2 separate regions of the Homo sapiens genome follow, and region 1 is linked to region 2. The links are chromatin loops, found by intact Hi-C in ENCODE. Cell type or tissue: heart right ventricle. All regions are shown on one strand.

Region 1 (4,000 bases), 250 kb before region 2:
TGAAAATACACATCTAAGTTTTGACTTCCCCAAAACCTTAGCTACTAATAGCCTACTGTTGACCAGAAGCCTTACCAATAACAATCAATTAACACATATGTTGTAGGTTACATGTATTATATACTGTATTCTTACAGCAAAGTAAACTAGAGAAAAGAAAATGTTATTAAGATAATCATAAGAAAGAAAAAATGCATTCACGATTCGTTAAGTGGAAGTGGATTATCATATAGGTCTCCATCCTCATAGTCTTCACAAGGATTAGGCTGAGGAGGGGGAGGAAGTGGGGATTGGTCTTGCTGTCTCAGGGATAGCAGAGATGGAAGAGATGGAAGAGGTGGAGGAAGTGGAAAGGGAGGCAGGAGAGATTTATTGAAAAAAAAATCCATGTTTGTAAGTGGACATGAGCAGTTCAAAGCCAAGTTGTTCAAAGGTCATCTATACTGACACAAACCTAGATGTACAGCCTACTACATACGTAGGCTATATGGTATAGCCCATTGCTCCCAGGCAACAAACCTACACAACATGTTACCACACTGAATACCGTAGGCAGTTGTAACACAATGGTATGTATTTGTGTATTTAAACATATCTAAACACAGAAAAGGTATGGTAAAAATACAGTATTATAATCTTATGGGATCACCCTGTTTATGCCATCTGTCACTGACCAAAACATAATTATGTAGCACATGACTGTACACAGATGTCTACACACCTGATATTAACATTCTATATATCTAAGTAGTAGGATTATGAGTAATTTCTATTTCTTTCACGTTTATTTTACACGCTTATTTGAAAACTTCTTTCTATCATAAGCATTTTTAAAATTTAATTTAACACAGAAAAGCTATGAATCTTCTGCCATGAACTCAAGGTAGTAGGGTAGGCAGGTTTGATGGTAATTCAGATATAAATGATGATGCTAGAGGACAAAGCAATTCTGAAAGAAGCACCCCAGTGTTTACAGTCTAGAACCCAGGGTTGGTGTGGCCTAGCAGGAAAAAGACAATCTGCTTCCTAAGACAAATTGCATTTCCCAGTGTGTGGTCCGAAGAGCAACACCTAGGGAGGGAAAGAGGAGAGAAAACAGTACTTTTAAGTGACAACCCTGAGGCCCAACAGAAAGATAGTGGCAACAGGGCATAAAATCCAGCACCAAAAGCATTAATAAAAGCTGCCATTTTCCATGCAACCCCTGGATATCTAAATCCTCCACATGGAGATACAGCGTATCTGTGGATATCCATGTGGATATCTCTCCATATTTTTTTAAAGTTGAGAAACAAATTCACGTTACTGAAGAGATACATTTGTTCTAGAATCTCCCTCAATGGAGCAGAAAGATTTCAATTTATTTCAACAATTCAGCTCAACATGTTTGTTGAGTGTCATCTATGGAGTTCTAAAAAGCAAAGTTCCCACCCCCTCCTAGAAATGGCAATGTCAACAATGACAATATCTTACTCTTATGAAACATTTCTTATATCATTCACTCTTTACAGCAGCATTCTCATGTACAGTCATCCCTCAGTAACCATGGGGAATTGATTTCAAAACTGCCTGAGGATACCAAAATCCATGCATGCTCAAGTCCCTTATATAAAATGGTATAGTATTTGCATATAAACCACGCACATCCTCCCATGTACTTTAAATCATCTCTAGATTACCTCTAATACTTAATACAATGTAAATGCAATGTAAACAATTACTATACTGTATTGTTCAGGGAATAATGACAAGGAAAAAAAGTCTTACATGTTCACTACAGATGCAACCATCCATTTTTAATAAATATTTTCAGTGCACAATTGGAACCCACAGATACCGGATGGAAGGAGACCAACTGTAGTTATGGTGAACCATTATTATACCCATTCTACAGATGAGGAAATTGAAGTTTGGGGGACTTGACTTAAATGTGCTGACTCTCTTCTCTCTAGGTAACTTATTGAAGCATTTTAAAAACAAAACTCACTTCAAAGACAACCATTTAGTCCAAATATTCATTGCAATGTTTGATATTTAAGCAAAGGAAAGGGTGCAATCATGCAAATCTTATTTATCATGCCTCATTACACAATCAAATTAAAGTTGGTGATACATTGAAGTGTGAGCCCCAGTGTTTTGTTTTGCTTTGTTTTGTTAATCCCACAATGGAGTTTCTGGTCTACTAATCAACCTTCAGCCTGGCCTTTCCGCCTCTGGAGTGCGCTCTCGGGAAAAAGGAAATACTCTCTGTTGGAGGAAGCCAACTTGGCCAGCTGACTTTGAATGACATGCAATCTGAGCAGGCCCAGGATCTCTGCCCTTGTACCTCTCACTACCAGAATCCCAGTCCCTCCCTAATGAGAGCCTGTGTGTGCCCTTGGGAGGAAGAGAGGACACGAGCATGTTCCTCCCTCATTTCCCGTTCTCTCGGAAGGGCTGGCACTCGCTTCCTCACAGCTCCTTTGCAGCCTCTTCCTCCTGCTTTGAAACACCCTGATGATTTTAAAACGCAGGCTACGGTCTTCCAAACTAGCCCACATCAGGGGAGCCCTTCTAACAGTGCAGGATGTGTTCTCAGCTTCCCTTGGTGCTGAAAAATCAACATGGGGGGACTCTTGTTAGAGAGCAGAGGTCCCCTCCTTGGGTGTGGTCGGGTTGCACAGCTGTGAACAGAAGGTGGATTCCAAGCTGGGCAGGGGGTCTGCATGGTTTGAAGGAGAGCATTAATAGAGCTGCGGGTTTTGCTTGTTTGTTTTGTTTGGGAGTTCCTCAGATGTCTGTTTTATTTGTTCACTTTATTTTAGAAAAAGTGAATTTATATGTCTTTAATTTTTTGAATAGGCAATGAACTTGCATAGTTGAAAAACCAAAATCATATAAAAATGAATACATAGAGAAATCTTGCTCACACGTGTGCCTTCAGCTCCTCATTCTCTCCCCTCCATTTTATTAATTTCTTATGTATCCTTCCATTTTGTTATATAATATACTTATTTTCTCCTTTTCTTATTGAACAGTCATTCTCAATGGGGGTAATATCACCCCCAAGATGGTGATAATTGATTTCTGGAAGTGAAAAATTCTTACTCTTTTTATGTATAAATCACAGATACACATTACACATATACTACATAAACAAATATGCATGGTATTAAAATTTCATGGGAGGGTGGGGATTAGGAAAAATGTCTTAAAATGGCTTCTTAGGGAAGTCATAATGATTTTTTAAAAGGTTGAGAAACACTGTTATAGAAAGCAGCACACAATATATGCTGTCCTGCACCTTGCTTTTTTCACTTTACACGATATCCTAGAGATATTTCCATATCAATTCATCCAGAGTTACCTCGTTAATTTTTATAGCAGCATAGTATTCCACTGTGTAGACATACCATTACTTAAACAGTTCCTTATTAATGGGTACTCAGTTTGATTCTAATCTTTGACTATTATAATATCACATTGAATAGCCTTTTACATACTGAATACATGCACAGGTATGTCTGTAAATAGATCCCCAGAAATGGGGTTGCTAAGTCCGGGGTAAATTCCTCTAAAATGCAGACAGACATTGCCAGAATCCCCTCTATTTTGCACTCCCAACTTTGTCTATCATCCAATAAATAAGAAACAGTCTAGCTACCTTTTACTTGGGATTGTCTGGTTCCTCCTGAGGGTCATGTTAGTTGATGGGCTAGGGGTAGGGTGGTCATGGGGGTTCTGGGATCTTCTATGGGCTGGGCTGTGAGCAGGATTTCTGCAGCCCTAAAGAAATGCAGGTGGCCTTGGCTAGGCAGAGAGAGGGCCCTTTTTGACACTATCTCAGGCAAGGAAGGGGACCCTGGATCATGGATGAGGAGTTTTAGGCCATCACAGAGAGTATTATCTGGGATGACCTCAGGCCATGATATGGGACTTGGCACCCCTCCCCCATAATATGGAGCCTCCAACTTGTGAGCTCCCAACACAATGCAACCTTGATTTCCAATGCCAGGGAGCA
Region 2 (4,000 bases):
AAAAATGTGAAGGTCATTCCAAATCAGTCAATACTAACACCACCTTTAAGATGAAAAGATTTAAATTTCTATAACAAGAATTCATGATTTGAATAGCATACATATTTTTCTCTGAGAAATCTATCCTAAATAGATCTGAGGACATCTTTTCTTTTTAACTGATGCAGTTATTTGCTCACATCAACATCATTGATGTCATGTAGCCCTTACAATAATATTTGTTAATAAAAGGCAGCCTCTGTTGAACTGACATCATTTATACTTTACTTACTACATAAGAATAAATGGTGTTTCTAATTGACTAAAAATGTAAAATTGTTTCAACTTAGTCAAATAAAGGGGAAAGAAAAATTAAATCTAGAGTCCATGTAACGATAATCCTATGAACAACCTTACATTTTACAACAGCTTTCAACACCTTGAAACATATACACATATTACAATTTCAACTGCTAAGTTATTAAATTAACAAGGTGATACAGCATCCTACTGATAAACTGGAACTCAAATAAAATTGCCTGGATTCAAATCCTAGGTCTACTGTTTACTATCTGTATAACATGGGAATATTATTTAACTTCTCTGTGCTTCCGTGTCTCCATTTATCAATAAAATAAGAATAATAAGAAATCATGCCTGGAAGAGAGGTTTTAACCACAAAAAGAAGTGATACTATGTGTAGCACAGAGTAAACACTTTAAAAAAGAACTTTTGCCCATTTTCTCACACTAAACAGAATTTGTCATATATTTTGGAAATAAGAATGAAGAGCTCTAAGTCAGAAAACTAGTATTAGAAGCCCCAAATTCATTCAAAATCATAATTACTTCTACATAAAGTACTTTCTGCAATCTGATTATAATCTAATTTAACATTAAGATAAATAAAAATTCTACTGTCAGGGTGATTTTACCACAGTTACTGTAAAAGAAAAAAAAATGAAACACAAGGATCCTTCCTCAAAAGATGCACAAATAAAATTTGGAATCCCTGTATTAACAAAACAGGTTTGTCTTTAACAGGAAATTTACTGGGGAAAAAAATGTACTAAGATTAATAGCAAAATTTAAGTATTTTAAGATATTCAAAGTTAAAGTGTTGGTGTCAGTCAAAATTATCAACATTTGTTACAAATGACATTACTCTCTAGAAATAAAGAATTTTCAGCTGACTACAATGGGCCTAGAACTAGTTACATCATAACCTAATAGAGCCATTCAATTATCTTATGGACTATTTTATTCTTTTTTCTCATGAAGAAATTAATACAAGTGACAGAATGTAACAAAAAAGTCAATAATGTAGAAAGCTTTTAATATATTTCATTTTGGCAAATGATCATATACAAATTTCAAAAGCCAAATCATGATGATTTCATTTATTTGTTCTATATGTATATGATTAATAAGCATTAATTTTGTTTATGGAAATAAATAAGAGAACTCTATTGTTCTATAAAGATTTGAAATGTAAACACTTAGCATTTCCTTCAACTACTGACTTCACAAATTATTTTGAATGTTATTTCAAATAACACTGTGAATGCCAGAAAAGGCTAGGTAAGCAAAGCACTCTACTGCCCCCTAACGAAAAAAACTTTAAGTCAGAAAACTCGATTTGAGGTATCTGTGGAACAGGAAAATAATCTCACTTTGCTAAACACAGTAGACAAACACTAAGACAATTAACCAAAAACAACTAGAATACATATCAAAATACTGCAGGAAAGCTACAATCACCTAGTTTTTGTGATAAAATTAATAGCAAAACAGGAAAGCCTCGAGACAGAAGTGTTCTAAGAAAGGAGACCACAGTCAAACAGTGTTATCCAGTGTGATAGCAATTAAAACTTCACTGCAGGCTGCATTTTTCATTTGTATGTTAGAAGTGAAAAAGAAGATAAGGAGCTCCTTATAAACCGTACTCTTCAGTGAATTACAGTAAGTTTTCAGTACAACAGCTCAAAAGTAAATACAACCAAAATAATCCCTCACAATTTACAGTGATTCTAATCCTCCCAGTAGTTTAATATATGTATATTTTCAGGATAACTACCCTATAAAATACACATTTATGAGAACTGTACCCAATGCTTCCTGTTTTAAACCAACACCAACTTCATAAGTATGACAGTTTTGTACTTTAAGATACTTTATATCATAAACTAAGCAGTGGTAACTTTTAATCTCCCTTTTTGTAAAAGCTTTCCTTTCCTTTAATAAACTTGTTTTTTAAAACATGCTCTATACCCTCATTCCTTTTTACTTAATATTCCAACCTGTGAAGAATTCTCATTTCATATTTGTAAATATTTGAAAGAAAAGTAGTTTGTGGTCCTTAATAACAGGAGTCACATAAAAATTAACATAAGGAATAAGATGAAGAGTACAAAGAATAGAATACCAAATCATAAAATCAAGGAGAAGGTAAACAAGAGAAAGAGCAGTAATTCCAGGCAGCAGTTCATTGAGGAAAAGAGGTATAGTAGTTAACTGTTCCTTTACAGCTAGGGCACACCATAACACTTGGAGATGGCATGCTTCTGCCTAGGTGATGGTAGCTCTATACCTCATTATGTGTCTGTCTATTGTTTAGGAGATATAAGACACAGGCACAAAATGTGTACAATGCCATAGAAGAGAAAGACAATACAAAGAAGTCACTTAAGTCTACATACAAGATGAAAGAGAAATATCTTTTATGTATGTGTGCTTCTCCTCTTCTTCCTCAGCATATTTGTTAATGAAAATGGTGCTCTAGCTCTGCAAGTTATAAGATTAATCAATGTGCATATATGCATCTATCCAAAATCTCAAAATACAAACACAGAAAAACATAAATGTACTCAAGCTCATATTTCAAATGAGTTAGATTTCACATCTAGATATTCACATCTTCCTGAATAATCTGAATGTCTTATTAACATGGCTGTCTTACTAGAAGCATTACTCTTTTATTCCTACTGCCTAAAAATATAACAGACACATAGGCATACTTTGAAGATGTAACAAAGAAGCTAGAAGGACTTGAGAATCCCAAAGACAAGCATTGCTGAACTCATGATGCTTAAAGCATATCCAATGTATGTGGTCAAAATAGTACACTTCCAACATACAAAATGCTTTTAGCTACGCAGACTTAACATTAGGTAGTCACGAAAAATAAAACAAAGGAAGTATATAGCTACTTGGAATGTGCATGTATGTATGTATTTTCACTCATGGAATAGCTCCAGTCTATGCTAGTGAGTTCCAGATCATCATCCTACACCTAAAGGAATAACTTACTCAGTTCACAGAAGAAACAAAAGGGACTTTTCAGGCTCTTTTTCCCCTCCTAATTTCCAGTAAGGATACATGTGAAAAATATAATCAAGAAAAAAGGGAGAGGGAATGCAAGGAACAAGGGAAGAGGTAATAACTTCATCAGGAAATAAATTTAGTGAGAGCTCTGAATTAAAACAAATGGATTGATTTCTTTATTTTAGCCAAAAACAAAAAAGTTTTATTGATGATGATGGTAGTAGCCAGCATTTATTGAGCACACGCTGTAATACTGGGCACTGGACTAAACACTTTACATATACTAGGTATTTAGTCTTCATAAAAATTGTGTAGATAGATACTATTACCTATATTTTACAGATAAAGAAACTGAGAATCAAAGATTAAGTAATTTGCCTGAGGTTACACTACACTAAACTGCAGAGCACACAGTAGTCCCCCTGCCCACTGTGGGGGGATGCATTCCAAAACTCCCAGTGGAGGCCTGAAACCATGGATAGTACTAAACCCAATATATACTGTTTTTTCCCATATATACAAACCTATGATAAAGTTTAATTTATAAATTAGGCACTGTAAGAGATTAACAACAATAATAATAAAATAGAACAACTACAACAACATAGTGTAATAAAGTTATGTGGACGTGGTCTCTTTCTCTCATCTTACTGTACTGTACTCACCTATTTCAAACGGCAGTTGACCGCGGGTAACTG

Evidence for each region. Hi-C counts contacts between places; a loop is a spot of excess contacts. Peaks named below come from ENCODE experiments on the same cell type or tissue, not always from the same donor. Only the 100,000 strongest peaks of a DNase experiment are listed, where the experiment ranks them.
Region 1: it touches region 2 in a loop (2.5-fold over the local background); 2 of 110 quality-filtered maps call a loop at or near these places.

Annotation. Positions count from the first base shown.
Region 1 is chr5:116,387,325-116,391,324 of GRCh38, reverse strand. No RefSeq gene overlaps it. Among named protein-coding and RNA genes, the nearest start is that of SEMA6A-AS1, 58 kb to the left of the region's middle. In heart right ventricle, a CTCF peak has its summit at 2,214; a DNase peak (open chromatin) is centred at 2,340; H3K27ac peaks cover 797 bases.
Region 2 is chr5:116,135,562-116,139,561 of GRCh38, reverse strand. All of the region lies in intron 5 of COMMD10 (COMM domain containing 10), which reads right to left. Among named protein-coding and RNA genes, the nearest start is that of COMMD10, 53 kb to the right of the region's middle. RefSeq lists a silencer at 3,908-3,957. In heart right ventricle, CTCF peaks have their summits at 1,386 and 1,585; no DNase peak of the experiment used is centred here.